Regions from separate parts of the Homo sapiens genome. Here region 2 is linked to region 1. Evidence: read pairs that join two places in POLR2A ChIA-PET (ENCODE). Cell type or tissue: PC-9. All regions are shown on one strand. Each heading gives the region's core, and the rest is flanking DNA. Links, peaks and the distances in the headings are about the cores only. Region 1 overlaps FER1L5 (fer-1 like family member 5). Region 2 overlaps LMAN2L (lectin, mannose binding 2 like).

Evidence for each region. Peaks named below come from ENCODE experiments on the same cell type or tissue, not always from the same donor. Only the 100,000 strongest peaks of a DNase experiment are listed, where the experiment ranks them.
Region 2: POLR2A ChIA-PET joins it to region 1 with 11 read pairs; 7 of 35 experiments call an interaction of 5 or more read pairs at or near these places.

What each region holds. Positions count from the first base shown.
Region 1 is chr2:96,657,909-96,673,532 of GRCh38, reverse strand. FER1L5 (fer-1 like family member 5) reads right to left here. Exons shown (of 53, transcript NM_001293083.2): 10 at 13,162-13,192; 11 at 12,093-12,208; 12 at 11,742-11,865; 13 at 11,266-11,318; 14 at 10,026-10,094; 15 at 4,739-4,782; 16 at 4,565-4,647; 17 at 4,396-4,490; 18 at 3,286-3,414; 19 at 279-456. Among named protein-coding and RNA genes, the nearest start is that of FER1L5, 23 kb to the right of the region's middle. RefSeq lists enhancers at 11,469-11,969, 11,970-12,470. In PC-9, for the core only: no CTCF peak of the experiment used is centred there; DNase peaks (open chromatin) are centred at 8,242 and 8,800; H3K4me3 peaks cover 972 bases; H3K27ac peaks cover 2,317 bases.
Region 2 is chr2:96,705,700-96,721,323 of GRCh38, reverse strand. LMAN2L (lectin, mannose binding 2 like) reads left to right here. Exons shown (of 8, transcript NM_030805.4): 5 at 9,299-9,460; 6 at 9,554-9,668; 7 at 13,491-13,610; 8 at 13,926-15,395. The coding sequence ends at 14,068. Among named protein-coding and RNA genes, the nearest start is that of LMAN2L, 27 kb to the left of the region's middle. In PC-9, for the core only: no CTCF peak of the experiment used is centred there; no DNase peak of the experiment used is centred there; H3K27ac peaks cover 1,639 bases.

The DNA of each region.
Region 1 (15,624 bases), core at 4,159-12,158:
TCAGAGTAGGGGAAAAGATGGGGTTGGTGAAGTTGTAGTGTGGAAAGCAGTGTAGAGAAGGACTTCATGTCAAGACCTAGTTTCAACTCATGGGTTCACCACCTGCTAGCTATAGTTTGGCAAATGACTTCACCTCCCTGAACCTCATTTTTTCATGTGTGAAATATAGGTAAATAATGCCTATGAATCTTCCATGAGCTAATACCCCTGAGAGAGCCTAGCACAGGGCCTGGCATGCAGTGGCTGCTCTCTACTTATTGCCTGAATCTGACAATTACCATCATATATCACTGGGCTGTACGGTGTGCTTGAGACTAGAGGCTTGTAATTCAGGTCCATCTTGTTCCCATAGTGACCGATGCTGACCTCGAAATGGATCAGCTCTTTAAAGTTGGGCATCATGGTACAGGAAAGGAAGATGACGCACAGCCCATACTTTTGGCGGTTCTGGTGCTTCTGAAACAATAACCGCCCCCACCCCCCATACCCAGTACATAAGCCAAGGGTTATATTGACAGGCAGGGAGGCAAGGATGAGGTATCTTTCTTTCAAAGCCATCTTCCCTTCTCTCCCTCTCAAAGGCCTTCAGAGGCTCCCTCGCACCCTGCTGATCCAGGGCAGTTCCTCCAGGACTTCCATCATCTGGCCCCTCCACCCAGCCAGCCCTGGCTCCCTCCCTTCCTGAAATCAGGTGGCTGGGGAGGGGGGTGGTCTCCTCCCTTGTTAGGGTAGGCTCTGAGTTGGGCCACCCCATCCCCATTCCAAGTAGAGATGCTTCCTCCTTTTTGCCTAAACCCTTTCCCCCAGAAGACACAATGTGGATAGGGGTGTAGGGCTGAGGTTTTACACACACACACACACACACACACACATTCATACTCCCAGAAAGGTTGAACCTTCCCACTTCCTGCTCCAGCTGCCCACTATGCCCCCAACTTCGGCTGTTCTCACCAAGTGCTTTCTTGGGCCTCCTGTCCATTGTATCAGCCCCTCTTGTTTCTGTTGCCAACCTCTGCCCCATTCTTGCATTCCCCCGGTCTGTTCACTAGCTCAGGTTTCCCCTATTGAAAAAAAATAACTTTCCTTCTCCCATCTGAACCCCTATTTAGCTACCACCTGTTCTCATTTCCTTTCACGTTAAAAAAATTTACTTTTGAGGCCAGGCGTGGTGGCTCATGCCTGTAATCCCAGCAGTTTGGGAGGCTGAGGCGGGCGGATCACAAGGTCAAGAGATCAAGACCATCCTGGCCAATGTGGTGAAACCCCATCTCTACTAAAAATACAAAATTAGCCGGGCGTGGTGGTGGATGCCTATAATCCCAGATACTCAGGAGGCTGAGGCAAGAGAATTGCTTGAACCCAGGAGGTGGAGGTTGTGGTGAGCTGAGATCGCCCCATTGCACTCCAGCCTGGGCAACAAGAGCAAAACTCCATCTCAAAAAAAATTTTTTTACTTTTTTTTTAGAGATGTGGTTTCACTATGTTACCCAGGCTGGTCTCAAACTCCTGGGGCTCAAGTAATCCTCCTATCTCAGCCTCCCAAGCCCAGCTTTTCAATCAGGTTTCTTAGAAGGTTTGTCTCTGTGCACTGGCTCCTACCTCTCCCTCCCATCTATGGCAGCCCAGCTTCTCTCCTGACCTAAGGCTACTGACATCTTCCTAATAACCAGCAGATATCTCTCAGTCCTCGCCCTTTCTCTCTGCCACATTCAAGATTGCTGGTCACTCCTTTCTGCAAATCTCCACTCCTGAGTCCGCCTCTGCAGGCTCCTGTCCAACCGCTTCTGCAAATCCCTTCTCCTCTTTCACCTGCCTCTTAGACTGTGGCATCCTCATAGCTTCCCTCTCCTTTCATTCCACCTACTCTCCTCAGGCAATTTCTTCCACTACCACAGGTTCAAACCTTGGTGTGTTGATGTCACATCCCTGTGTCTAGTAGGCTCCAGAGCTGGTCTATGTGGATGTCTTACATCACATGTCAGAGATGGGTTTCATCATTTCCCTCATATCTGCTCCTTCTTTAGAGAGCCCACCTTGGTGCATTGCACCCCTGACCACCTCGTCACCCATGGCAGAAAATGGGCCTCAGTAAGGGGAGTCAGCCTCACTTACGTTCTGTTGGTCACTGGCTCTGGCCATTCTGTTTCCAAAGGGTCTCTGAAACCTACCCACCTCCTCTCTAGCTCTCTGCCAGCAAGGCTGTATTCCTGTTTCTCTTGACTGGGTGACCCCAACTTACTCTCCTCCAGTCCATTGCTACTGCTCCTCCTGCCCCTTCCTGCCTCAGTAAGTAGCCCTCCACTGGCTTCAGGAAGAAACCCAAATCCCTTAGATTGTTTTACAAAGCCCTGAGAAACTAGGTCACGAATTAACACAATTTCTCCTTAACCATATCAGGGATTCCTTTTTTTTTTTTTTTTTTTTTTGAGATGGAGTCTCACTCTGTCACCCAGGCTGGAGTGCAGTGGCATGATCCTGGCTCACTGCAACCTCCACCTCCTGGGTTCAAGAAATCCTCCTGCCTCAGCCTCCGAAGTAGCTGGGACTACAGGCGCAAGCCACCATGCCTGGGTAATTTTTGTATTTTTTTGGTAGAGATGAGGTTTCGCCATATTGGCCAGGCTGGTCTCAAACTCCTGACCCCAAGTGATCTGCCCGCCTGAGCCTCCCAAAGTGCTGGGATTACAGGTGTGAGTCATCGTGCCCGGCACAGATTAGGCATTTTATTTTTTATTTTTTATTTTTTTCAGACGGAGTCTTGCTTTGTTGCCCAGCCTGGAGTGCAGTGGCACAATCTCTGCCCACTGCAACCTCCGCCTCCCAGGTTCAAGTGATTCTCCTGCCTCAGCCTCCCTAGTAGCTGGGACTACAGGCGTGCACCACCATGCCCAGCTACATTTTTTTTTTTTGTATTTTTAGTAGAGACAGCGTTTCACCATGTTGCCCAGGCTGGTCTGAAACTCCTGGACTCAAGTGATCCTCCCTCCTCGGTCTCCCAAAGTGCTGGGATTACAGGCGTGAGCCACCGCACCTTGCCCAGATTAGGCATTTCTTAAACTGAAACCTTATCTTTTCCATCAGGGTCCCCCAACCACCGGGATTTGGTGCAGCATGAAGCCACTAGCAGGGCCTTAGTAAATAATCAGGCCGATTGATCAGGCATCCTTACACACTCAACAGCCAGTGGCCAGGGCCTCTCTACACGGTCAGAAACTGGGATCCACAGTAGATCCGGGGCAGACAGGGCTCTTGTTTTTCCCTGGGTTACCTGTTTCCCGCAGTTACCTCTATCCTGGTCACTTCATGGGAGAGATCCTTTATCGTGGAGTCTTGATAGGACTTGATTTGGGTGATTAACTCCAGGAAGACTCGGCCTCGATAAGCTAAACCATCCCTAACAGAGTCGGGAATACACTAGGGCAAGCGAGAGGAAAACGGAGAAAAGGGGTGAGAGAAAAAGAACAGGCCAATCTCCTTTGAAACCCCTGAGGCAAAGACAAGGTTGTCCAGTCACTGCCTGCCCGGGGCTTACTGCAACCACAATCCCGGAGAAGAATTCCAGAAACCTCCACGCCGGGAAACCTCTGGGCATTGAGCCCTCTTCTGCACCCTGGGATCCTGCCTGCCCCATGGAATACCGTGCTCCCACCATGCTTCAGGCTGGGTGGTAACTGTGATTACCACTGAGTTTGCACTACCCGCCTGGCCAATCAGAGCCTGCCCTGCCTCCTTGGCAACTGTGAGCCACGGGGAGCACACATGACCTAAGGAGGACAATTAGAATGCTTCCCTGGCCTTCCCTGCTGGAGGCTGTGTGGTGAGGTTCCCAGCCGGGAAGTCTGACTGAGGCAGGAGGGAATGAGGCAGGGGGGAAGGAGAGTGAGGACCTCCTAGTGGCCTTGAGGACCAATGCCTGTGGTTCTTCCTCAGCATCCTTCCCTGCCTCGTTCCTTCCCAGGGCCTCTTTGCACAGTCAGAAACTGGGATCCACAGTAGATCCGGGCGGACAGGGCTCTTGTTTTTCCCTGGGTTTAAGCCTGTTCGAGTCGGGTTTCTGGCATTTACCGCCATTCCTGAATAACCTCATGCTTCCTCACACTTGCCTGTGCTGTGTCCTCCGTCCTTCGCGCCCTTCCCACCTGCTGAAAATCTTACCATGGTCTCCTCTCAAAGCCCCTTCCTCAGGGAAAGCCCAGAGCTTCCGCTTGCTCCTTTCTTGTGCCCCCACGCCTGTCCCACATGCACGTGGCTGCTCATGGACAGGCTTCACGTCCTCCACAAGACCCCGAGGGACAGAAACCAGGGCCGGGGCCTCGGGGCACGTCCCAGGCCCTAGTGCTTTACATGGGGAAGCTCTACCTCCACTGTACCCTAGAGCTGATGTGAGAAGCTTACAGCGCCTTCTTCCTGGATCCTGAAAGGGGCCTTTTTACCCCCATGCAGAGTCAGGAAGCTGGGGCCAAAGCAGGGCAGGAAGCCGGAGTACACTCCTGGAAGGAGAGAGAGTGAGAAGGGTCGGGCGCAGGACGAGGGGTGTAGGAAGTGGGCTCGAGGCTTTGCTTGCCTTCTATCTCTTCTCCGGTGGACGAGATCTGGTTGAGGGACAGGCTGGCAGTCCCAATCTCATCCGGGCAGTCCTTCTTGCGGCTAGAGAGAAACACACTCCTCAGGCTGAGCCCCCGGCCCAGCTCTCATTTCTTCCTTCCCTGTGTGCTTCAGCCTCCACCAGGTTGCTCACCAGTCCAAGACTCTGAACTTGATGTAGCTGGAGAGGCAGGGTAGCTGTGGAGGGAAGGAGAGAGGTGCGGTGGGTACACATTGGGATGGTCTGGCCCTCGTGGAGATTTTAAGAACAGGTAGGGAGTCGCGGGTCTGGGAGCAAGTCCTGGCTCAGTTACCAGTGAGCCACTTCATCATAGAAAAGCTGGATTTTGAACCAAGCGAATCGAGCTTTGGCTTTAGGGCCTCTTGTTTTCTGGGGGTTTGCTTTGTTTTGTTTCAGACAGGGTGCTGCTCTGTCACCTAGACTGGAGTGCAGTGGCATGATCATAGCTCACTACAGCCTACACCTCTCAGGCTCAAACGATCCTCCCGCCTCAGCCTCCTGAGTAGCTGGGACTACAGGCACCTGCCATCAGGCCCAGGTAATTAAAAACAATTTTTTTTTTTTTGTAGAGACAGGTGCCTTACTATGTTGCCCAAGCTGGTCTCGAACTCCTGGGCAAAAGCAATCCTCCTGCGTAGGGCTCTCAAAATGTTGGGATTAGAGGTGTGAGCCACCTCGCCCAGCTGGGCCTCCCATTTGAATAGGCCCCTTGCAAGGTCCTGAGAGGGGCCTGGAACTTGTCACATGATCGTTTTGTATTTTTGTCTTTAAAATGGCCCTCTGGACAAGCATGGTGGCTCACACCTGTAATCCCAGCACTTTGGGGGGCTGAAGCGGGCAGATCACTTGAGCAGCCTGGGCAACATGATGAAATCCTCTCTCTACAAAAAATACAAAAATTAGCTGGGTGTGGTGGCACTCACCTATAGTCCCAGCTACTCAGGAGGCTGAGGTGGGAGGATTGCTTGAGCCCGTGAGGTTGAGGCTACAGTGAACCATGATCGTGCCACTGCACTCCAACCTGGGTGACAGAGTGAGACCTTGTTTCAAAAAAGAAAAAAAAGTCCCCTAATTGCATAAGCTTCAGGCCCCTCTGACACCTGAGTCTGCCCTGACTGTGGGCTGGTAGATATTACTGTCCTCATACAGCCCCTCGCAGTCTGAATGCACATTCACCAAACCATCTCATGGAGAGGCCGTGGGCCTAGAATGTCTTCATCATGTCTAGCCATCAACTTTTTAAACAGCAGTATATCTGTCTCCTCAAAGAATAAATAATAAACCAGGCATGGTGGCACATGCCTGTAATCCCAGCACTTTGGGAGGCCGAGGCGGGCAGATCACCTGAGGTCAGGAGTTCAAGATCAGCCTGGCCAACATGGAGAAACCCTGTCTCTACTAAAAATACAAAATTAGCCGGGTGTGGTGGCGCATGCCTGTAATCCCAGCTACTCGGGAGGCTGAGGCAGGAGAATCACTTGAACCCGGGAAGAGGAGGTTGCAGTGAGCTGAGATCGTGCCATTGCACTCCAGCCTAGGCAACAAGAGCGAAACTCCGTCTCAAAAAAAAAAAAAAAAAGAATAAATAATAATAGCTGCCTCTTTAGGAGGTTTCTGTTGCCCCTGGCTTGTGCTAAACAAATTCCATAGACCAGCTGAGTGGGCTCTCCTAAAAACCTCATGAACCAGGTGCTATTATTATTCCCATTTTCATATGGGAAAGCTGAGATCAGAGAGGTTGAGTTCCTGAAGTTCTCATGCTACATGCAGTTGCCAAAACCACTCTGCTGTAACCCCTTGAGGACTGTGATTGTCCCTATAAAGAGATGGGGAATCAGGCCTAGAGAGGCAGAGGGACTTGCTCAAGGTCACATAGTAAGGGGTGGAGTCAGGATTCCTACCCAAGCTTCTGTGTCCCATCTCCACTCTGCATTATGGTTTCCTCAATTATTTTTAAAAAGAAAGAAAGAAAAGAGGCCAGATGCGGTGGCTAATGCCTGTAATCCCAGTACTTGGGAGGCTGAAGTGGGAGGATCACTTGAGGCCAGGAGTTCAAGACCAGCCTGGACAACATATTGAGACCCCCATCTCTACCAAAAATACAAAAAATCAGCTGGGCATGGTGGCTCATGCATGTAGTCCCAGCTACTCAGGAGGCTGAGGCACAAGAATTGCTTGAACCCAGGAGGTGGAGGTTGCAGTGAGCTGAGATTGCGTCACTGCAGTCTAGCCTGGGCAACAGAGCAAGACTGTCTAAAAAAAAAAAATAAATAAATAAAAGAAAAAAATCCATGTGTCCATGTGTAAAATAGAGCTGCTGGGTTGAGGCCAGAGTGGGACCCCAAATCCTCAATCCTCTCAGCTGGGGCCTCTTCTCCTTACAGCAGTTCTTGGGATGTGGCTGGGAACCTCCCAGCTTTCCATTTTCTTCATCCCATTCTCCCTGGGTCCTGACAGCTAAGGGGCCAAGGAGAAGAGGAAAGGGCTTTCCAGGTGAGCAGCTAGTCAGTAAGAAAGGAGGAAATTGCCCAGGTTAAGGAAGGACATTGGAAGGGGAGAGATCGGCACCAGAAGGCATCCAGGTCTTCCAAAGTTAGGAGTCCTCCAAGTTCAGATTTATGGCGGAACCACCTTTCCATCCATCCTGCTAATAATTCTCCTCCTGCTTCTTGGTTCCTCATCTAGTGTGCTGCCTCCCCTTCTGCCCTGGGGCCCTCGGACTGACCATTGGTACAGGCCAGTTTTCTGCAGTGCCCTGGGCTCTGCTCCCCTTCTGACCACCTGGCCTCAGATGCTGCCATCTGTGTGGCTGGCTGTTCTGCCTCTTCAGAGAGAGGTTCACACCTGCCTGCTGCATTTCCAAAGGGCTAAAGGCAATCAGGCCAGTATCCAAAGGGCCCCACCCTGGAGACTGTGTTCTGGGGAAAATGGATGAGGTTCCAGGGGTGTTTGAACATCTTCAAATGTTGGAAGGCCTCTCTCAGGGATGAGGGAGGGCCTGGCCTGTGCCATTGGTTCTGAGCCTGTAAGAAGATGAACAGGGCCGGGCATGGTGGCTCACACCTGTAATCCCAGCACTGTAGGAGGCCAAGGCAGGTGGATCACCTGAGGTCAGGTGTTCGAGACCAGCCTGGCCAACATGGTGAAACCTCGTCTCTACTAAAAATATGAAAATTAGCCAGGCTTGGTGGTAGGCACCTGTAGCCCCAGCTACTCATAGCTTAAACCCAGGAGGCAGAAGTTGCAGTGAGCCGAGATCGCGCCATTGCACTCCAGCCTGGGTGACAAGAATGAAACTCTGTCTCAGAAAAAAAAAAAAAAGATGAACAAAGAAGATGAACAGAAGATGAAAAAAGAAGATTTCCCAAGGCTCTGAACAGCCACAGAACATCTGAGGATCCCAGCCCTGTGCCCTCATCACAGGCCGGAAAAGGTGGGAGGGAGCTTGGCAAGGATGGGGGATGGACTAGGCCTCCTCTGAAATGTCTTCCTACTTTCAGAGTCTATAAAATCATCCAAGGAGGCAGGGATTATGAGGAATGGTTGAAAGTGATGACTCACAGGAAGGCAGACTGGGTAGCTACTAGAAGCAGCAAGGAGGGGAGTTCACAGGAGGGAGAAGGGGAGCGCATTAGCTAATTTTGTATTTCACAATGTAAGGTATGAGGAAACAAAACATTCTCTGGGTTGCCAAGTCCATGTCACACAAATTCCTGTGTGCCTGCACTTATGAGAGAGCTCAAGTTATCTCTCAGCTCAAGTTCTCTCTCAGAACTGTGTTCTTATTTTACACACTGCTCTTAGAAGCCTGACTTAGAGTCAAAAGGCCAGTAAGACTCCGCCTTCAAGAGAACTGTCATCCACAACAGCTGATAGGTGACGGAGACAGATTGAAAGGCGATCAAAATCAGACTACAGAACCCCAAAAAGAAAGCATCTCAGAGCCATTTAGTGCAGGAACAAGTAGCCCGGTACTGCAGATAGCCCAGGATAATAACTATGTTCCCATAATGGCTCCAGGCCATCAACAAAAAGCTCTAATTATATTCAGGGCAAAGTTGCTGAGAAGATAAGAAAATGTATATTATCATTTAAAATGTGTCTTTAAAGGGATTTGTTTTGTTTTTATATGTGGGTGAAAGGGCACATTTAAGTTCTCTGGAAAGTTCAGTTGTATGACCCACTCATTGCTTAATACATCTACCATAGAATCTAGTCATTCTGCATCTACATATTTACCTAAGAGAAATGAAAGCATATGTCTATGCTAAGGGTTGTACACAAGTGTTTACAGCTTCATTGTAACAGCCCCAAACCGGAAATGTTCATAAACAAGGAAAGGGATAAGCAAACTGTGGTACATCCATACAATGGAATATTACTTAGCAACAAAAAGGAATAAACCACTGATACACAGCAATGGCATGAATGAATTTCACAATAATTATGCTGAGTGAAAGAAGTCAGACAAATAAGGGTACTTACTGAACGATTCCATTTCTATGAAACACTAGGAAATGCAAGCTAATACGTAGTAACAGAAAGCAGATTGTTGGTTGCCTGGGGATGGGAGGGGGTGGAATAGGAATCACAGGGAGGGATTCCCAAGAGGCATTAGGCAACTTTTGGAGGTGATAGATATATTCATTATGTTGATTGTATGATGGGTTTCCTGGATGTGTACATATTTTAAAATGTATCAAATTGTACATTTCCTTTCTTCCTTCCTTCCTTCCCTCCCCTTCCATCCCTCCTTCCCTCCCTCTCTCCTTCCTCTCTCTCTCTCTCTTTTCTTTTTTCTTTTATATTTTCCTGAGACTGAGTCTCCCTCTGTTGTGCAGGCTGGAGTGCAGTGGCTTGGCTTGGGCAACAGGTTGTTATCACCTACTTAGCTGAAGTGTTTGCTCAAATAAGTAGGTGATACTACCTCGGCTCAGCTCACTGCAACTTCCACCTCCGGGGTTCAAGCAACTCTCCTGCCTCACCCTCCCGAGTAGCTGGAACTACAGGCGCATGTCACCACGCCCGACTAATTTTTATCTTTTTAGTAGAGTCTGGTTTCGCCACTGTTGTCCAGGCTGGTCTCAAACTCTGGAGCTCAAGTGATCTGCCCACGTCAGCCTCCGAAAGTGCTGGGATTACAGGTGTAAGCCACCGTGCCCAGCCAAATTGTACATTTTAAATATCTACAAGTCATACATACCATTGACATAGGTACGTCAATGATAACTCAGTAAGCTGTAAAAGGTAAAGTTTTCCATAATATGTCCTGGGCTTCCTCATGCTCCCTATCAGGCAGAGTCCCCCTTGCCATGCTTTTTGGCCCCCACCCTCTGTCTTCACCCCCACACAATCATCCAAACTTCCCTTCTATGTTAGGGGATGTGGGAGAAGGGTGGGCATGATGGAGGAGCCATACCTGAATCCGGAAGGTCAGGATCTGGTTCCATATCGGGTTGTCGGTTTGGGTCTGCATGTGTGTCCTGAGCTGGAATGTCCCAAAGCAGTGTTGGTGCCAGCCTGCCCCCTCCTCCCTCCACTGACCTCACCTTCCAGCTCTTCCTGTCCAGCCTCCCAGTGGACACCACAGCACAGAGGTGCTTGGGCTAATCCCTGCTCTCAAGACACCTGCACAACTTCTCAGCAGCAACAGCGCCAGTCCTTTGTGTACTTACCCGAGGTGTTTGCCAGATTCAGATTCCTCATATTTTTCCTTAAGTCAGCTTTCAATAGACTTCATTTTTAAATAGATATAAGGCTACTGACCTTACTATATGAGTGTATAGACATATATTTTGCTAGATAAATTCTGAGATCCCAAAAGAAAAATGGGCAAAAACACAGCTAATGGCAGCAGCATGCCTGTTTTAAAACCGTCAGTTGAGTTTATGTGTAAGCAGTGGTATCTGTGGAATCAAGTGTTACTTGGCCTTATTAAACTTTTTAAGGTACACTAAGATGAACACAGAAGTATCAAAATTTTTGAGAACTGCGTGTCACTTACCACCTGAGAACGTTTCACCTAGCTTTGGGGGTACCCAACCACTCACTGGGAAATACTCAGTATGGTGGTTTTAAATATGTTCACAAATTCTTTGGTACTCCTCCCTTCAAAAGATAGACATTATTTTCTCTCCGCTTATGTGTGGGCTGGATTTAACGACTTGCTTGCAACAAATAGAATATGGTAGAAATTCTGCTTGGCAAATATGGAAAATATCTGTTTAACTGTAACCTAGCATTGTCCGAATTTGAACATAGGACCCTTTTTTACCCATGACACCCATCAGCACACTTTGGAAAATGCTATTCCGTATTCATAGAGGTTCATGGAATGTCAGCAACTCTCTTGCCCAGAACCTTCGTTTACACATGAAGAAACTGAGGGGTGGCGACAGTTTCGATGGTGTTCACTCATTGGCATGTTTCATTCACGCACTCATTCTTCCACGTGTATTTGGTTTTTGGGGGGCATCTGGCATGCAGAGAATAAGACGTGGCCTCCGCCTGCACAGAGTTCCAGGTGCAGGGGTGCATACTTCTCTCAGTGGGTGACTGGGAGATGATTCCTGTGGTCTTGCCCACCAGGCCACCCTCCTCTCCAAACTACTTTCTCTAGATGCCAATCTCTCTGGGTCTCAGAATATTTCTACACTTACCTTTTCCCCAATTAGTTCCACCTCCAACTGAGGATTCACTGACTGGTGTTTCTCTATGAACAACAAGTTAAAAGATATCTGAGCCAGCAGCATTTTTCAGGAGGAGGAAATAGGGTGGCGACAGAACAACTGAAAACCCTCCCCTATAATTTAGAGGGGTGCCCCCTGGGCAGACCTGTCTCCAGTTCCCACCATGCCCCTTCTTCTTCCACACAATGGCATGGGGTGGGGGGACATAGGGAGCCTTGAGTTTGCATCTGGCCATCATAGACAGGCTGGGGGTGTGAGACCCGTTTGAAAGGGTGTCCATGGCACCTCCACAGGACAAGTCTGGGAGCAATTCCAGTCTCACCCTGTCCCCCCTACCCCAAACAGTAGTTTAGTGCCAAAAGGAATGAGGAAACTCCATGAGGATCCAGGGTATCACCGTGTAGGGAATCTCAGGGCTGCTCCCTCCCCTGCACCCAGACTCTAACTGAGGTGAAGGTCCTCTGCGCAGTAGATGAAGAGCTGTAAGTAAGCCATGTTGATCGGGACTACCGCTGACTTGAAGATCTGAATATCGGTGTCATCGGTGCCATAGAGCAGCTTTTGATCTATCTGGAGAGACCAGAGAGCTGATATAGTCAAGGTAATGGGGAGGTCACAGGCAAGGACACCAGACTTTGCTTCTCCAACTTCCCACTTGGTGCAGGGGGGATGGGACAACCCTGCAGTGACGCAGCGGACAAAGGAGAGATGTGATGGTCAATATCCAGGGTGAGGCCCAGGGGTGCCCCCAGGAGGCAGCCAGGATAGGAAAGTTTCCGGGGTTAGGGGCAGCTCACCAGGGCCTGGTCTCCCACACCGAGGGCATAGATGGTGACTTTCAGGTAGCCTGTCACACCACTGCCAGGGTTATTTGGCTGGCAGAGGCCTAGCCATTTCCTTAGGAGTGTGTGACCTAGAGAGGCAGAAAGGCCATGGGAGATCTGCCTGCAGCCTCCTTCCTTCTCCCCTGAAACCAGCCTTTGTTTTAGCAGGAGGGGAAGGTGGAAATAGGTCTCAGGCATCCTGCTTTCTATCCAGTGGCAGAGGAAAAGGGGAGTCACTCGTACCACGAAGCAATGATAGCGTGCTCACAAGGCTGCCAGCTGTTGCCTCTAGGAAACAGGGACCCCTGTTTATGCCTTGGGAACCTACTGTTCTCACTGTGGCCTGGTCTGGAACCAGGCACTGTAGAGGCAAGCATTTTCCTCAACCTAGTGTATGTTATAGCCAGGTAAGGTGGAAATTTCCTCTCAAACTTTAATCTTCCAATACTGGCCTCAAAAAATAGAAATCTAACCCAGGATTGTAATATAAGGCTAGCACTTGACCCAAAGGGATGCCCTGAGTTTTTCAGAGAAAAATGCTATTACTATAAATTAAAATAGGCCAGGTGTGGTGGCTCATGCCTATAATCCCAGCACTTTGGGAAGCTGAAGCGGGTGGATCACCTGAGGTCAAGAGTTCGAGACCAGCCTGGCTAACATGGTGAAACCCCATCTCTACTAAAAATAAAAAATTAGCTGGGTGTGGTGGCACATGCCTGTAATCCCAGCTACTTGGGAGGCTGAAGCAGGAGAATTGCTTGAAGCCAGTAGGCAGAGATAGCAGTGAGCCAAGATTGAGCCACTGCACTCCAGCCTGGGCAACAGAGTGAGACTCCATCTCAAAAAATAAAATTAAATTAAAAAATAAGGTAAAATAAAATACCACAATGTACAGTGAAATATTACCAAATACAGAAAATAATTTACAATCTCTAATACTCCCCTCCACCCATGTGTTGGACATATGGGGATTTTAAGATATTCTGACCCTTGGCCTGATTTTTCTCAGAAGACATACATATTTGCCATAAGTATTACCTACCTGGAGAATGGTAGATAAACCCAATATCTGTCTGAAAAGACAACAGTGGGGTGAGGATTAGTTAGGGCCTGCAGCCAAGATTTGTAATACCAACTAACCTGACCCAACTGCTAGCTGTTGGGGCTTCAGTATGTTCTCTGCCCTAACTCCTTTCATCTTTACAGCAGCCTGAGAGGTAGGCCCATTATTACCTCTACTCTGCAGAGGAAGATACTGAGTTTGAGAGAGGTGCCCAAAGTCTTACAACCAGTCAGTGAGAAAGCCTGCATGGAAAAGCTCCTCAACACTGCACTGTGCCACCCTCTCGGCCAAAGCAGCCCAACTCTACCCTACTCCTGGGTCAGGGAAGGGCTCACCGGTCCTGGGGAAGAGGATGGTTAAGGTAAGAGGTAGGAGTTGACAAAGAAACTACGGGTTTTCTCTTTCCCCTTGGAGATAGTTTCTGACACAGAGGTTTGAGGAATGTGGTTCAGGATGGAAGGTGACATATGTGGGGCAAGCTGCCACAGAACATTATGGCCACCCATAATGTGTTCTTAGATACAGCAACACAGCACAACCCATCAAAGAAAAGCTTGATTGGCCGGACGCAGTGGCTCACGCCTGTAATCCCAGCACTTTGGGAGGCTGAGGCAGGCGGATCAAGAGGTCAGGAGATCGAGACCATCCTGGCTAACGCAGTGAAACCTTGTCTCTACTAAAAATACAAAAAATTAGCCGGGCGTGGTGGCGGGCCCCTGTAGTCTCAGCTACTAGGGAGGTTCAGGCAGGAGAATGGTGTGAACCCGGGAGGCGGAACTTGCAATGAGCCGAGATTGCGCCACTGCTCTCCAGCCTGGGCGACAGAGCGAGACTCTGTCTCGAAAGAAAGAAAGAAAGAAAGAAAGAAAGAAAGAAAGAAAGAAAGAAAGAAAGAAAGAAAGAAAGAAAGAAAGAAAGAAAGAAAGAAAGAAAGAAAGAAAGAAAGAAAGAAAGAAAGAAAGAAAGAAAGAAAGAAAGAAAGAAAGAAGGAAGGAAGGAAGGAAGGAAGGAAGGAAGGAAGGAAGGAAGGAAGGAAGGAAGGAAGGAAGGAAGGAAGGAAAGCTTGATAAATTGGACTTCATCAAAATGAAAAAGTCTGCTTTTGAAAGACACTGTTAAGAAAATGACAGTGGCTCACGCCTGTAATCCCAGCACTTTGGGAGGCTGAGGCAGGCGGATCACGAGGTCAGGAGATCGAGACCATCCTGGCTAACACGGTGAAATCCCGTCTCTACTGAAAATACAAAAAATATTAGCCGGGTGTGGTGGTGGGCGCCTGTAGGAGGCTGAGGCAGGAGAATGGCATGAACCCAGGGGGTGGAGCTTGCAGTGAGCGGAGATCACACCACTGCACTCCAGCCTGGGTGACAGAGAGAGACTCCGTCCCAAAAAAACAAAAACAAAAACAAAAACAAAACAGAAAATGAATGGGCTGTCATCCTCTGGAAGAAAATATTTGCAAATCATATATCAATAGTTAGAAAACAAACAATCCAAGGAAAACAAACTAAAGATTTGAACAGTCACTTCACCAAAGAAGATATACAGATGACAGGCACATGAAAAGATGCTCAACATCGTTAGTCGTTAGGAAGGTTTAAATTACAATCACAGTGAAATATTACTACACACCATTAGAATGGCTAAAATAAAAAAGATGGACTAGATCAAGTATTGTGGAGAATGTGGGGCAACTGAAACTCTAATACACTACTGGTGGGCATGTACAGTGGCAGAACCTGTTTGGAATTTTGGAAAAAAAACTTTTAGAAATTTTCCTTAAAAAGTTTAACATACACGTCCGGGTGCAGTGGCTCACACCTGTAATCCCAGCACTTTGGGAGGCCGAGGCGGGCTAATACAAAAATTAGCCAGACATGGTGGCGTGCACCTGTAATCCCAGCTACTCGGGAGGCTGAGGCAGGAGAATCACTTGAACCCGGGAGGCAGAGGCTGCAGTGAGCTGAGATCGCGCCACTGCACTCCAACCTTGATGACAGAGCAAGACTCTGTCTCAAAAAAAAAAAAAAAAGTTGGCCAGGTGCGTTGGCTCACGCATGTAATCCCAGCACTTTGGGAGGCCAAGGTGGGCCGCTCACAAGGTCAGGAGTTCAAGACCAGCCTGGCCAACATGGTGAAAACCTGTCTCTACTAAAAATACGAAAATTAGCCCACACGTAGTAGCAGGTGCCTGTAATCCCAGCTACTCGGGAGTCTGAGGCAGGAAAATCATGTGAACCCAGGAGGGGGAGGTTGCAGTGAGCCGAGATCACGCCATTGCACTCCAGCCTGGGCAACAGGGCAAGACTCCATCTCAAAAAAAAAAAAAAGAAAGTTAAACATATACCACATATACCTACCATATGATTTAGTCATTCTGCTTCTACATATTTTCCCAAGAGAAATTAAAACTTCCACACTCAGATTTGTACACAAATGTTT
Region 2 (15,624 bases), core at 2,763-10,762, 49 kb before region 1:
TGAAAGAAATTAAGTATCGATATGTGCTCCAACATGGATGACCCATGAAAACACTATGCTAAGTGGAAGAAGCCAGTCACAAAAGACCCACACATTGTATGATCCCATGCATATGAAATGTCCAGAATAGGCAAATCTGTAGAGACAGAAAGTAGATTAGTGGTTGTCTAGGGCTGGGGTAATGTGGGGTGGAGATGAGGAGAGTGACTACTAGTGGGCATGAGATTTTTTTTTGGGGTGATGAAAATGTTTTAAAATTGGTTGTGGTAATCATAATCTTAACTCTGAATATACTAAATGCCATTGAATTATATACTTTAAGTGAATTGTGTGGACTGTGAATTATATCTCAGTGTTGTAGTTATTTATTTTATTTATTTTTTTTGAGACTGAGTCTCACCCTGTCGCCCAGGTTGGAGTGCAGTGGCGTGATCTTGGCTCACTGCAACGTCCATCTCCCAGGTTCAAGTGATTCTCCTGCCTCAGCATTCCGAGTAGCTGGGATTACAGGTGCCTGCCACCACGCCTGGCTAATTTTTGTATTTTTAGTAGAGACGAGGTTTCACCATGTTGCCCAGGCTGGTCTCGAACTCCTGACCTTGTGATTTGCCCGCCTCAGCCTCCCAAAGCACTGGGATTACAGGCGTGAGTCACCGCGCCTGGCTGTATTGTAGTTATTTTTTAATGTTGATTAAAAGATCACCAGTGGGCAGGCACAGTAGCTCGTGCCTATAATCCCAGCACTTTGGGAAGCCAAGGCAGGAAGATAGCTTGAGTCCAGGAGTTTGAAACCAGCCTAGGCAACATAGCAAGTCCTCATCTCTACAAAAAATCAAAAAAAAAAAAAAGGTAAAGATAACCTGATTATCTTGCACTATCAAGTCATCAGCTGATGATCATCACTTTCTCACACAAACCTACCCAGATGTTGGTGAAAAGTTGCAGGGAAGTCAGTAGCAATCTTGGAGCTACAATGTGCTTCCGTTGAAATCAGAGCGTAATGAATGAGAAGAGGCCTTCCTGGAATGAGAGCACAGAGTGTAACCGTTGCGGTCTTGGCCTTCATTCTTTTCTGTGAGATGTTTGGGCCTCACCCCTGGGGAGGCAGAAATAGCTAGAGAGTGGGGAGAAGAGCTTGGGAGTTGTTTTTGAGGTATTCCCCATACTTTGAGATACTCCTCATACTTTTTTTTGATGTGATGATTGTTTTTTCCTCCTTTGAACTGGAAGAAAATTTAACAATACCATGCCATCCAGTTAAAAAAACATTTCCTCAAGTCTTTTTTTTTTCTTTTGAGACTGAGTCTTGCATTCTATCGCCCAGGATGGAGTGCAGTGGCACAGTGATAGCTCACTGCAGCCTCGAACTCCTAGGCTTAAGCAGTCTTCCTGCCTCAGCCTTCTGAATAACTGGGACTACAGGTGGCCATCATGCCAGGTTAATTTTTACTTTTTTTGGCCAGGTGCAGTGGCCAATGCCTATAATCCCAGCACTTGAGGTCAGGAGTTCGAGACCAGCCTGGCCAACATGGTGAAACCCTGTCTCTAATAAGAATACAACAATTAGCTGGGATATGGCGCATGCCTATAATCCCAGCTTCTTGGGAGGCTGAGGCAGAAGAATTGTTTGAACCTGGGAGGCGGAGGTTGCAGTGAGCCGAGATTACGCCACTGCACTCCAGCATGGGCAACAGAGTGAGACTCTGTGTCAAAAAAAGAAAAAAAATTTTTTTTTTTTTGTAGAGATACGGTCTTGCTATGTTTTCAAGGCTGGTCTTGAACTCTTGGACTCAAGTGACCTCCTCCCTTGGCCTCCCGAAGTGCTAGGATTACAGGCATGAGCCACCACACTCAGTCCCCTTAAGTCTTTGTCTTGATGAAGACACTGATCCCAAAGTGGTCTCTTTACTGTTGGCAGAGAGAATTTTAACATGTTTCTTTTCTGAGACAGTGAAAGAGGGAGAAAGGAAGAAAGCAAGGGCCAGTGCTCCAGAGGATGCTTATTCCTGGGTTAGTTCTTTTCTTTGGGCTTTGACCCTTTCGAGACTCTGATTAAAGTGTTGGACCCAAGAAAGAGGCATGTACACAGAAGAGTTGACATGATTTTAGGAGATCTGAAGATCTCCTGTTCTATAGAATTGATGGCTCTTCTCATTAACAAGAAGTATTGACATACTATCAGAATGATGGTCAGCAGTGAAATAAAGACATACATAATGGGCTCTATTCTGAAACTTGGTACTTGTAATCTGGGTGGGTAGGTTATAAAGGTCAGTGCTTGGGGCACACCTCAAATTTAGTCTCCTGATTTTGGAGTACTCTTTATTGAAGTCCTCAAATTACTTGATTTGAGGACTAAGATAAATGAGATTGAGATCATTCCGTGAGTTTCTTAAGAGAGCGTGATGATATTCAATTATATGAAGGTTTCCAGACCTGGAAGTGCCACTTTTCTGTGTCCTCCAGTTGAGAAGCTGTGAGTCCTGGGGACAGAGTCCCTAGCATAGCTTTGTGGGAGTCTGGGGGCTTACAGAGCAAGGGCCTTCTCAGGCTGCCTAGTAATGTGTAACGAATCTCACTGATCTTCTTTTCACTTTAAATAGGATGGGTATTGTCTCCTCTTTGTCTGGATTTCTGCATAAAGGGCTAGATGAAGATTATTGTAGGACCAGCAGCTTATACAGCTTTGAAAAAGTGACAGGTCTACGTGTGTAAGTGACAGTGTGTTCCGCTAGTGATCCCAGGGAGGATGAAATGGAGGTGTGGTGGGAGATGCTTCACATTTAGTAGCATCTAGTAGAAGGCATTTGTTTTGTTAATTATTTTTATATACATTACAGGAGAATTAGAAAATGCTGAAAAAACAAAAGCGTACAAACATCTTTAAAAACAAAGACATTGTATCATGTTGTAAATACTGTTTTTAAAACCTTTTTAAATGTTTAAAAAATTGCAGATATATAGAAAAATTGAGAAAAGCAGAAAAATTGTATGGTAAATACTAGATTCAGATTAATCTTTATTTGATAATAATTTTGTGCTTATGATTAAGTTATAAGAATACAACCGGCCACGCACAGTGGCTCACGCCTGTAATCCCAGCACTTTGGGAAGCCAAGGCGGGTGGATCACCTGAGGTCAGGAGTTTGAGACTAGCCTGGCCAACATGGTGAAACCCTGTCTGTACTAAAAATACAAAAATTAGCCGGGCTTGGTGGCAGGTGCCTGTAATCCCAGCTAGTTGGGAGGCTGAGGCAGGAGAATCGCTTGAACCCGGGAGGTGGAGGTTGCAGTGAGCCGAGATCGCGCCATTGCACTCCAGCCTGGAGGACAAGAGTGAGACTTCATCTCAAAAGAAAAAAAAGTTGGTCCTTTAGGGGGAAAAAATATAACAAGAGAATTTTGGAATGTTCTTCACCCAGATTTCCGAAAATGTTAATGTTTTACTACATTTGCTTTGTCCCTATTTTTTTTTTTTTTTTTAGAGACAGAGTTTTGCTCTTGTTGCCCAGACTGGCGTATAGTGGCACGATCTTGGCCCACTGTGGCCTCTGCCTCCTGGGTTCAAGCGATTCTCCTGCCTCAGCCTCCTGAGTAGCTGGGATTACAGGCATATGACACCATGCCCGTCTAATTTTGTATTTTTAATAGGGACGGGGTTTCTCCGTGTTGGTCAGGCTGGTCTCGAACTCCCGACCTCAGGTGATCCACCTGCCTCGGCCTCACAAAGTGCTGGGGTTACAGGTGTGAGCTACTGCGCCTGGCCGTCCTTTTTTTTTTTTTTTTTTTTCCGACACAGGGTTTGGTTTTGTCACCCAGGGTGGAGTGCAGTGGCACAATCACAGCTTAGTGTAGCCTCAACTTCTCAGGCTCAATAGAGCCTCCCATCTCAGCCTCCCAAGTAGCTGGGACTACAGGTGCATGCCACCAAGCCCAGCTATCTTTTTGTAGAGATGGGGTTTTGCCATGTTGCCCAGGTTGGTCTCAAACTCCTAGGGTCAAGCAATCCTCCCACCTTCATTTCCCAAAGTGCTGGGATTATAGGTGTGAGCCACCACACCTGGCCATCCTTTTCTTTAACCTCTTTCTTTGTGTGTGTGTGTCTGTGTGTATGTGTCTTGCGTGTATGTTTGTGCTTGTGTGTCTTTTTTTCTGAACTAAGAGTAAATTGCTCTCATGATGTCTCCTTAATCCTAAATACTTGTGTGTGTGTGTGTGTTTAAAAAAAAAAGTTATTTTATGTAGCCACAGCACAGTGATCAAAATCAGGAAGTTAACATTTGTAACAATACCATTATCTAATCTGCAGGCCTTATTCATATTTCACCTATTGTCCCAATATGTCCTTTATAATGAAAGAAAGTCCCAGATCCTGTGTTGTATTCAGTTGTTACTCTCCTTTAATCTGGAACTATTCTCAGCGTTCTCTTTGTGCTTCAGAGTACATACTGTTTAGACCTGATTTTAAAAAAATAATACATATGAAACATTTTTCCATATTGAGAGATATTGAAAGCAGTGTATCCCAGTGATTGAGTCAGGGCTCTGGAGCCAGAATACTTGGTTTCAAATCCTGATTTCACTACTTAATGCCTGTGTTATCCTGGACAAGTTTTTTACCTGTGAAATGAGGAGTACTGATACTACCTCATAGGATTGTGAGAATTAAATGCAGAAGGGCTCATTACTGAGTTCAGTGCCTGGCACAGACTAAGTGCTCAATAAACACCAGCTATTATTCACACCATTCAGTGGATTCCTAAGGGACATTTTGCAAACATCTTAGTTCTGTTCTCTCTTCCTCTCCCCTCCTTCACTTCTTCACATCTGGGTTCCCAAAAGCAAATGGTCAGCTTACTAGACAATGGTATGGTTTGAGATGGAAACACTGCTCTAAAAGAGTGGCTCCTAGATGCCAGTGTATGAACTCCAGTTGTGTGGTAACAGAGTTTTCACTGGTGCAAGAATCATAATAATGAAGTTCTTTTTCTTAAGTGCTAAATGTATTCAGTTGTTTCATTATGAAATTACATTGTTCTCTCTCATCTTTTGGTGTTAAAGTGTCCCTTTGTAAAATGATGTTTATTATAGATGATTGTTCTGTCATTATTGTATTTTAATATTTTTAGTAGGCAATAAAAAGAAGCCAAATCTAATACTCTCCAAAATATTTTTGGAAATATTAATGGTTGATCACAGCCAGTGGTCTGGGAATTCGTGCTTTAGAAGATGTATGTTTGGCTTTGTGTTTATATATATATGAGTACCTGTGAACGATATTTGTATCTAGAAATACACTAGTCACTGATTGAATGTTTATTGACTCCCTCCTGAACACCAAGACATTGTACTAAATGCTTCGCATATCTCATTTCATCTTCATAATGAACCCTGTGAGCTTTGTATTGTTCTGTTTACAGTGAGGAAATAGAATCTCAAAGAGGTGATGTAATCCACCGAAGGGTTACACAGCTATAAGTGACATAACTGCAGTTAGAACTCAGGTCTCCCTAATTACAGAGGCCATTTGGAATTTTAGCCTAGAATCCATAAATCCACAAGCTAATGGGTGTCTTTTCCATCGAAATATGCTGAAGATACAGTTATCCCGTAGAGGTCTTCAAAAAACACTTTTTTAAAAGTAGTCTTGTAGTACAAAAAGTTGAAAACATTTCTCCACCCTTTAAACAACAGTCCTTTGGATGATAAAACAGGTGAGAGTTTCTCCTTTCTGGTGACTCTTAAATTAGGAATAAAACTACCACCTTGCCTGAACCAGTGTGATTCTTCAATCTTTGGTTCTAACTTACAGAGTGCTTTCTAGGGGAAAAACAAAATTGCTCCTGTGTGAAATTAGTGGTTATCCAAGAAATACTTCCAGGAACTCTTGACTAGGCGTAGAAAATAAGATGGCATTTAGTGACTTACACTAATGTGAGGTTAAAAGTTGAAGGCCAACTCGTGTTGCCGAAGTAGACAGATTCTCTGTAGTTGCAAAGCTGTGAGGCTCCCTGTCTGGTGCAGCGTTTCTTCAATTTGGCTGCACATCACAGCCTTCTGTGGTGCTTTTTAAAAATACATAATCCTGGCTGGGTGCGGTGGCTCACGCCTGTAATCCCAGCACTTTGGGAGGCCAAGACGGGCAGATCACGAGATCAGGAGTTCGAGACCAGCCTGACCAACATGGTGAAACCCCATCTCTACTAAAAATACAAAAATTAGCTGGGCATGGTGGCGAGCGCCTGTAATCCCACCTACTCATAAGGCTGAGGCAGGAGAATTGCTTGAACCCAGGAGGTGGAGGTTGCAGTGAGCCAAGATTTCGCCACTGCACTCCAGCCTGGGTGACAGAGTGAGACTCCATCTCAAAAAAACAAACAAAAAACAATCCTGCACCCCACTCTAGCCATACGAATGAGACTCTTTGACTGAGGGACCCATGTATACGTGCAGTTAACAAGCTCCTTCAGGTGCTCCCAAGGTCCAGCATGCCTCTGGCTGTTACCTGGAACTGGGTCCACACCAGCCTTGGGAAGAGTAAGGCACCCTTAGGCTAAGGATTGCTGTCTCTTTATTATTTGTTTATTTTCTAAGCAAGCTAACATAGGAGATTGCTATCTCTTTAAAGTTGCAACTTAAACTTCTAATCAGGGTTACTAGAGGTGATGAGTGAAGGAAGCCTTGGGCTCATCAGAGCTCCACAGGGCATTTTTAATCCCTTTTTCTTAATTGTCACTGAAATTATGAGCATACTCTCAGATGCCAGTTTCTGTAAACTGCTTGATAACATGCTCACCATTTCCTTGTTCTAAATGGTAGTTGTTGAAGATTAACTTCATGCCAGTTTAATCATCCACGGATTGATGTCATGCCTTTCTGTGTCCTGTATGAATTCTGCCAGTGGTGTTAAGAGGAGGACGGCAGGGGATCTGCACTGCAGCCTCGGACTCCTGGCTGTGGCCCATGGAGCCCAGTGCCGTGGGTGCTGCCTTGCCTCATGGCAGCCTCTTCTCACAAGCTGTGATTCTGACTGATCTGTTTCCAGTTCCTTGAATGTGCCACCCTCATGCTTCTTGTGCCCTCAGATCTTTTGGTGGACTCCCTCTAATTACTTGAGTCTCAGCTCAGATATTGCCTCCTCAGGGAGAGGTTCCCTTGCCCATCCCTTGTATTACCTATTTTATTTTCCTTATAGCATTTTTCACTATCTGAAATAATTTTATTTGCTTCTTTGTTGTTTGTTTCTTCCACTCTGATCTTAATTCCATTCCTGTCTGTCTTGTTTCTCTTTGGACCCTCAGCATCTGGAACAGTACCTGGCTTGTAGTAGGTGTTCACCGTATTAAAGGAGTGAAGGGTTTGAGTTCTGTACCCTCGCCTACCTGTCCCACAGGGCAGAGCTGAGCTGAGCTTGTGTAGGTACCTCTTGTCGCTAATGGCTTAGAACTGCAGCTGTTTGCTGGAGCAGAGCTTAATACCCTCACGCCTGATGATTTTCTAAATCTGTCATTCTGCAATGCCTCCATGGAGCTTCTTCCTTGCCTATGTGTGGTAGGTTAGAATGACAATAGTTATTTGGGAATATATGACCATAAGGCTCAGTTAGAGGGTAAGTGATCCCTTTGGATTAGAGTTAGTTTCATAGTCTCTCAAGTGGCAAGATTTTGGTCTTCTGGGCAGGAGCTGTTTCCTGAGATCCTGGATAGTAAAGGATGTCTTGAATTTGGAAGAATTTAGCCCTGTTGTCTCCTCTTTCCCCTTGCTATAGAAATACAGTAGGCTGGGTACAGACAAACTTGAGACTGACTCCCAGAGACATAAGTGCGGCGTGCCTGGACAGCGTACTGCTATGTGTTTTATAAAGTGCCTTCCAAAAGCTTCAGGACCCTCTATGGGTTAGAGCGGTCTTCCTAGGGGACCCCTTTGAGAATCTGATATAGTAACAGACCCTCTCCTCAGAAAAATGTACAAGCACCCGTGCATATGGTTTTGCCTATCATCTTGAGGGTGCAAAGACTTCACGGATGCCCTTCAGGGACCCTAAAATTCTGTTTGGGGATTTAAGTTGGTTTGTTCATCCATCACAGCTGGGTCATAGCTCTTCTGTGGCTGTGTCTTTCTGACTTGGTCTCCTGTCTTCTGTGCCCTCTCTTGTTTTTATCATAACCTGCTGGACCCTCTCAGGCCCAGAAGAGGCGATATTCTCCAGGAGTCCAGGTACTCAGTTCTTGGCTCATCATGAGCATCCCTCATTCCCATGTGTCCATCCAACATTTGTTGCTGTTTCAAGTCCATGTGGTTGTCTCAGGAGTCCCCGGTCTCTGGTCTCGACTGCATCTCCATCTTGCATGTTAACCATTTGGGACAAAGGGACAAATACTCCCCAAAGGAGTGGCATGCCTCATGTTACCCCTTCACCACCTCACTACCCTGCCTTTTTGCACTGCCTTGGCATTGGGCTTGTTCTGGAATGATTAGTTCGCCATTTCTAAGGAAGAATTGCTCCTACAACTCTACTGGGGAGAGAGGGCCCCTGAAATAGATGGGAAAATGAGTGGCTTATGGGAAAACTTGCAATTTTCTCCCTGTTAAGGGAGAACCTTGCCCTCTTATTATTATTCGGAGAAGTTACGTGTGGAGGAGGCTTAAGTGGGCTGGAAAGTCTTTTGACTAAGGACAGTCATTGTGGCTGGCTGAGCCCATCCAGCAACCCCGTTCCATGTTCTGAGTTCTAATCCATTTAGCCTTATATGCTTATAGAATTTTAGAATTGAAAAGAGCTATCCTGAATGGAAAGATTCCCCTGCTCAAACAGGTATTTTCAGAATACCCGCTGTGTGCAGAACCATGGTTGGGAGGAGATGGGGCTGAAGTTTAGACATATGAAGACGTGATGAATGAATTTTTTCTTCAAGAAGCTTATGTGGCAGTTGGGGAGATAGGTACATATACACGAAAAGGAAACCCCTGGTATTAGGCGGCACATAAGTGCCAAATGGTGACCTTGGGGCATTCAAGTCAGACTCCAGCGTCTTAGGAGGACCACTTCAGGCCCACCCCAGTTCAGGAGCCAAGAGAATTACTGAAGGCAAATACCAAGTGTAGTCGCTTCCTGGGCCCATTTCCCTTGAGAGACCATCTGAATGTGGGCTCTCAGGGGCTGCTGACAATGAGGTCGAGTGGCTGCCTATTCTGCTGTAAGGGGCTCAACTTGTATGTGCTGAATTCCTGTTGCTGTTTGTACAGGCGTTCCTATGTGCTCTTCCTTAGTGTCTGCTTCCCCCTCTCTGCTTTCCAGCGGGTATTCCCCTACATCTCAGCCATGGTGAACAACGGCTCCCTCAGCTATGATCATGAGCGGGATGGGCGGCCTACAGAGCTGGGAGGCTGCACAGCCATTGTCCGCAATCTTCATTACGACACCTTCCTGGTGATTCGCTACGTCAAGAGGCATTTGACGGTGAGAGTCCTTGTCCTGGACCAGATGGTGGTGTGGGCTGTGTCGCTCTTGCTCCCATGGCCTGACCCTGATTTATCTCTCTTTTTATTCTAGATAATGATGGATATTGATGGCAAGCATGAGTGGAGGGACTGCATTGAAGTGCCCGGAGTCCGCCTGCCCCGCGGCTACTACTTCGGCACCTCCTCCATCACTGGGGATCTCTCAGGTACTGCCACGCGCACTCTTGGTTTGCCCTGACTGAGGCCTCTTCTCAATACCCACACTTCATTGAGGCCTCTCACAGGGGAGAGCCAGAGGAGCGGTGCTCTGGAAGGAGGTGCCTCAAGACTGCTTCTCCTTCTGCATTCTTATATCCACATTCCTTAAAAACCCACGCCAGGCTTTCCTAGTACAGTTGTCACTAGAAGATGGTTGGTGCTAATAGAAAGCAGTGTTTGTCCCTTCATTAAGCTGGCTCTTCTAGCCTGTATCGTGAGTTCCTTGCTTTCTGATTTCTGCTGTCAGGCTCCTCTCCTTCCAACCACTAATGTTCCCCGTTCCCCTTCCTTAACAAAGCTTTTCCTTGACTTTGCCGTCCCTCTTCTGACCCCAGACTCTCCTTTTGCTGAGACTTTTGAATGTGTTGTGTGTACAGATCCTTTTGTTTCCTAGCTGTCCACCTCCTTAACATGCTGACTCAGACCTGTGCTCTATCTTGCTAGTACACTAACACCATTCTCATGAAAGGTCATTCTGTTTCCTTGCCATATTCAGTACTCTATTCTCGTTCTCACCCTTTGTCCTCCTCAGCTCATTTAACCCATTACCCTGAAACTCTTGCCTTCTTGACTTATGTGACATTAACAGCACCTGGTTCTTTTACTTTTCCATCTCCTCTTGTTTCTTTTTCTACTTATGCCTGATTCGTAGCTTCTCGTTTATACACTTACTCTCTTTGCTTGAACCCCAATCATAACATCTTTTGGGAAGAGAAAAGGAACTGAACTTCTGTTTCTTTTGATTAATATAATTTGTTCTGGATAAAGCTAGTTTGGAATAGAAGTTTCTTGTGGCAAAATAGAAAGGCAGATACCCATCTGAAAAAGCCGACAGCTAGTGAGCTCCAGCCATTGTAGCTAAAAGGAAATGTCAGCTCAGTGAGGCTAAATCTTCCAGTTTTTCAAGAGCAGTTGGAATTCTGGATTTTTTTTTATATATATATATGGAGTCTCGCTCTGTCGCCAGGCTGGGGTGCAGTGGCGCCATGTCAGCTCACTGCAACCTCCACCTCCTGTATTCAAGCGATTCTCCTGCCTCAGCCTCCCAAGTAGCTGGGACTACAGGCGCGCCACCACGCCCAGCTAATTTTTGTATTTTTAGTAGAAACGGGGTTTCACCATGTTGGCCAGGATGGTCTCCATCTCGACCTTGTGATCCGCCCGCCTTGGCCTCCGAAAGTGCTGGGATTACAGGCATGAGCCACTGAGCCCAGCCTGGATAATCTGGATTTTTAAAATGCAATCTGCTGATCTTTAAAACTCTGGCATCTGATTTTTTTAAAATCAACTTTACTGAGGTGTGCTTTCCATACAACAGAAGAATACAGTTTGAAGAGTTTTGACAAATATTTACACCTATGTAGTCACCATCACAATTAAGATATGAATGTTTCCATCACCTGCCAAAAGCCTTATTATCCCCCTTTGCAGTATTCCTCCCCTTCTTGGATTCCAGGCAACCATTGATCTGCTTTCTGTCATGCAGAGAGATTAGTTTTGGCAATTAGGTTCTAAGTACCGAGCAGGCCAGACCTGTGGGAAAAATTTAGTCTCGGCAGGGGGATAGGAGGCATAGGCTGGAGATCTTTGCTATATAATCTCATTATATGACTACACATTTTCCTTTGAGCTTACAGGTTTCTGGGTTAACCTCCTGACGTACTTTTTAATGGAAAGTCCCCAACTGTCAGAAATGGCAGGGGAGAATAATTTTTTGTTTAGTCTAAGTTTTTTGCCCTAGGTCTTTAGTGAGAATACCCAAGTTAGTAAGTCTGTGTTCTCTGCCCATAGGGTATCCCTAAATGCAAGTTGTTTCTTTCTTTTGAGGTCTTTCTTGTTGCCATCCTCTTACTTGTTGTATAGTAGGTTGTTGAAAACTGCTGAGAAAGTTAGGATGTTTCCCAGCCGTTCCAGGCTTTAATGCCCTGCATTGCATGAGGAGCATTGCCCTGGCCTTTTATCCTGTCCCATGGTTTAAACTGAGCTCTGACAGTTAACATTTTTCCAACAGAAGATGAATCCAGTTTTTCACTACCTGGGAATCTGCTAAAGATTCTAGCAGTCCAAGCAGCTGTGGATGCTCTCCTTATAAATGACCAGAAATCCAGGCCCCAGTCAGTAACCAACCTAGTAGCAATGAGCACCCCTAGCACTCAGATTTGTGGTCTCTAAATACCAATTCCCCCTAAAAGGAACTGCAGCTTCCTTGAGAAATGGCTGATGCAGGGTTTGAGGTAGGAAATCTATAAGTTGGAACTTCCCAGAAAAGCAAGGAAGTTATAAAAAACTTCTGGGTTTATGTAAAGAGACGCAGGAGCCAAACTGAATAGGCTCCTACTTGACAAAGACAGGTGAGTTGAGCATCAATAAGAATCTAACTTCAGGCCAGGCGCGGTGGCTCACGCCTGTAATGCCAGCACTTTGGGAGGCCACGGCAGGTGGATCACCTGAGGTTGGGAGTTCGAGACCAGCCTGACCAACATGGAGAAACCCCATCTCTACTAAAAAAAAAATACAAAAAATTAGCCGGGCGTGGTGGTGCATGCCTGTAATCCCAGCTACTTGGGAGGCTGAGGCAGGGGAATTGCTTGAACCTGGGAGGCAGAGGTTGCAGTGAGCCGAGATCGTGCCATTGCACTCCAGCCTGGGCAACAAGAGCAAAACTCTGTCTCAAAAAAAAAAAAAAAAAAAAAAAGTCTAACTTCAGTGCATTGCAACACATCAGATATGGTTAAATGTAGGAGTTTATAATGATACTTTAAAGAGAGAAATCTAGTCCCTAATTGCTTGATCTTCTCTCTGGTAATTATTAGGGAGATTAAGAGTCACAAGTACAAGAAGCCACAGAGAAACAGGCATAGTCTAGAAGGGCAGTGTATCCCATGCCCATAGCTGTGCCCTGCCCATGGCCCATTAAACAGCGGCCATGAGACCTTTTCCTGTTGTACGTGTGTGTGTGTGCACGTGTGTGGTCTTCACCAGCGGGGAAGCTGCAGTCCTACTTTGTCTGTTCTTACTGTGCTGGAAGGTTTAACATATGGGATTTAATTGTGGTTTTATCTCCAAATTTTTTAATTATACAGATGCGTCTTGACATACAATGGCGTTATGTCCCAATAAACTCATTGTAGGTTGTAGATATTGTAAGTTGAAAATGCATTCAATACACCTACCCTACTGAACATCATAGCTTAGCCTAGTCTACCTTAAATGTGCTTAGAACATTTACATTAGCCTACAGTTGGGCAAAATCATCTAACACAAAGCCTATTCTGTAACAAAGTGTTGAATGTCTGATGTAACGTATGGAATACAGTACACGATGCAGTACTGGTTGTTTACCCTTGTGATTGTGTGGCTCACTGGGAGCTACAGCTCACTGCTGCTGCCCAGCCTCAGTACAGAGTGTTGTACTACACATCGCTAGCCTGGGAAAAGATCAAAACTCAAATTTTGAAGTATGGTTTCTGCTAAGCGCAGATTACTTTCACACCATCATAAAGTTGGAAAATTGTAAGTCGAACCATTTTAAGTCAGCGATCTTCTATACAGGTAATGCATGCTTGTTGATAAAAACTTAAATACAGAAGATATAGAATATGCCTTGTTCCCCATCCTTATTTTTAGTTGCAAAATGGAGAGGTTTCAATTATTTTTTCAAGGTCACTGCTGGTTAGCTGTGGATCAGAGGCTTGAACTAAGATACTGACTTCAAGAAACATACCTCTTTTTCAAGTGGCACAAGTCATCCTTCTTCCATTTTTCTTCAGATAATCATGATGTCATTTCCTTGAAGTTGTTTGAACTGACAGTGGAGAGAACCCCAGAAGAGGAAAAGCTCCATCGAGATGTGTTCTTGCCCTCAGTGGACAATATGAAGCTGCCTGAGAGTGAGCACAGGGGCCCGCGGGAAATGGTCCCATAGTTGGGGAGGAGCTTGCAGTGCTGTACCCATAGCTCACAGGGCGGTCTCTGCTCTGTGTTCTTCTTCTGAAGGGTAGGGAGCACTTTCATCTGCCTTTCCCCTTCAAGTTACAGATGAGCAGCAGGAGGGCCGCTTTGTTTCTCAGTTGGAAAGAGGGGGTCTAAGCTCTGGCTTCCCAGAAGTAGGTGTCAGAAACTGGGGGCCGGACAGCCTATAGTTTGATCCTTCCCTATTGGGTGGGCTCCCTGTTTTCTGACTTGCTTCTCTCTTGCTTCCTCAGTGACAGCTCCACTGCCGCCCCTGAGTGGCCTGGCCCTCTTCCTCATCGTCTTTTTCTCCCTGGTGTTTTCTGTATTTGCCATAGTCATTGGTATCATACTCTACAACAAATGGCAGGAACAGAGCCGAAAGCGCTTCTACTGAGCCCTCCTGCTGCCACCACTTTTGTGACTGTCACCCATGAGGTATGGAAGGAGCAGGCACTGGCCTGAGCATGCAGCCTGGAGAGTGTTCTTGTCTCTAGCAGCTGGTTGGGGACTATATTCTGTCACTGGAGTTTTGAATGCAGGGACCCCGCATTCCCATGGTTGTGCATGGGGACATCTAACTCTGGTCTGGGAAGCCACCCACCCCAGGGCAATGCTGCTGTGATGTGCCTTTCCCTGCAGTCCTTCCATGTGGGAGCAGAGGTGTGAAGAGAATTTACGTGGTTGTGATGCCAAAATCACAGAACAGAATTTCATAGCCCAGGCTGCCGTGTTGTTTGACTCAGAAGGCCCTTCTACTTCAGTTTTGAATCCACAAAGAATTAAAAACTGGTAACACCACAGGCTTTCTGACCATCCATTCGTTGGGTTTTGCATTTGACCCAACCCTCTGCCTACCTGAGGAGCTTTCTTTGGAAACCAGGATGGAAACTTCTTCCCTGCCTTACCTTCCTTTCACTCCATTCATTGTCCTCTCTGTGTGCAACCTGAGCTGGGAAAGGCATTTGGATGCCTCTCTGTTGGGGCCTGGGGCTGCAGAACACACCTGCGTTTCACTGGCCTTCATTAGGTGGCCCTAGGGAGATGGCTTTCTGCTTTGGATCACTGTTCCCTAGCATGGGTCTTGGGTCTATTGGCATGTCCATGGCCTTCCCAATCAAGTCTCTTCAGGCCCTCAGTGAAGTTTGGCTAAAGGTTGGTGTAAAAATCAAGAGAAGCCTGGAAGACATCATGGATGCCATGGATTAGCTGTGCAACTGACCAGCTCCAGGTTTGATCAAACCAAAAGCAACATTTGTCATGTGGTCTGACCATGTGGAGATGTTTCTGGACTTGCTAGAGCCTGCTTAGCTGCATGTTTTGTAGTTACGATTTTTGGAATCCCACTTTGAGTGCTGAAAGTGTAAGGAAGCTTTCTTCTTACACCTTGGGCTTGGATATTGCCCAGAGAAGAAATTTGGCTTTTTTTTTCTTAATGGACAAGAGACAGTTGCTGTTCTCATGTTCCAAGTCTGAGAGCAACAGACCCTCATCATCTGTGCCTGGAAGAGTTCACTGTCATTGAGCAGCACAGCCTGAGTGCTGGCCTCTGTCAACCCTTATTCCACTGCCTTATTTGACAAGGGGTTACATGCTGCTCACCTTACTGCCCTGGGATTAAATCAGTTACAGGCCAGAGTCTCCTTGGAGGGCCTGGAACTCTGAGTCCTCCTATGAACCTCTGTAGCCTAAATGAAATTCTTAAAATCACCGATGGAACCAAACATGAGCTTCTGACTGTGTTCTTTCTTCTAGGAGTGGGTTTGGGGAAAGTTCAGGCCTTTATTCTGAGCAGGCCTTTTTTTTGAGCTTCAAGCCCATCAACCGTTGTTTTGCCTTCTCCTGGGTTGGAAAAGCCCTCAGCTCAGCTCAGAAGGAAAGGGGGTCACCTTGGCTAGGCAGAGGTCTCTGTCTCTTCAGGCTTTCTTTCCTTCCCATGCACTTAAACAGCAC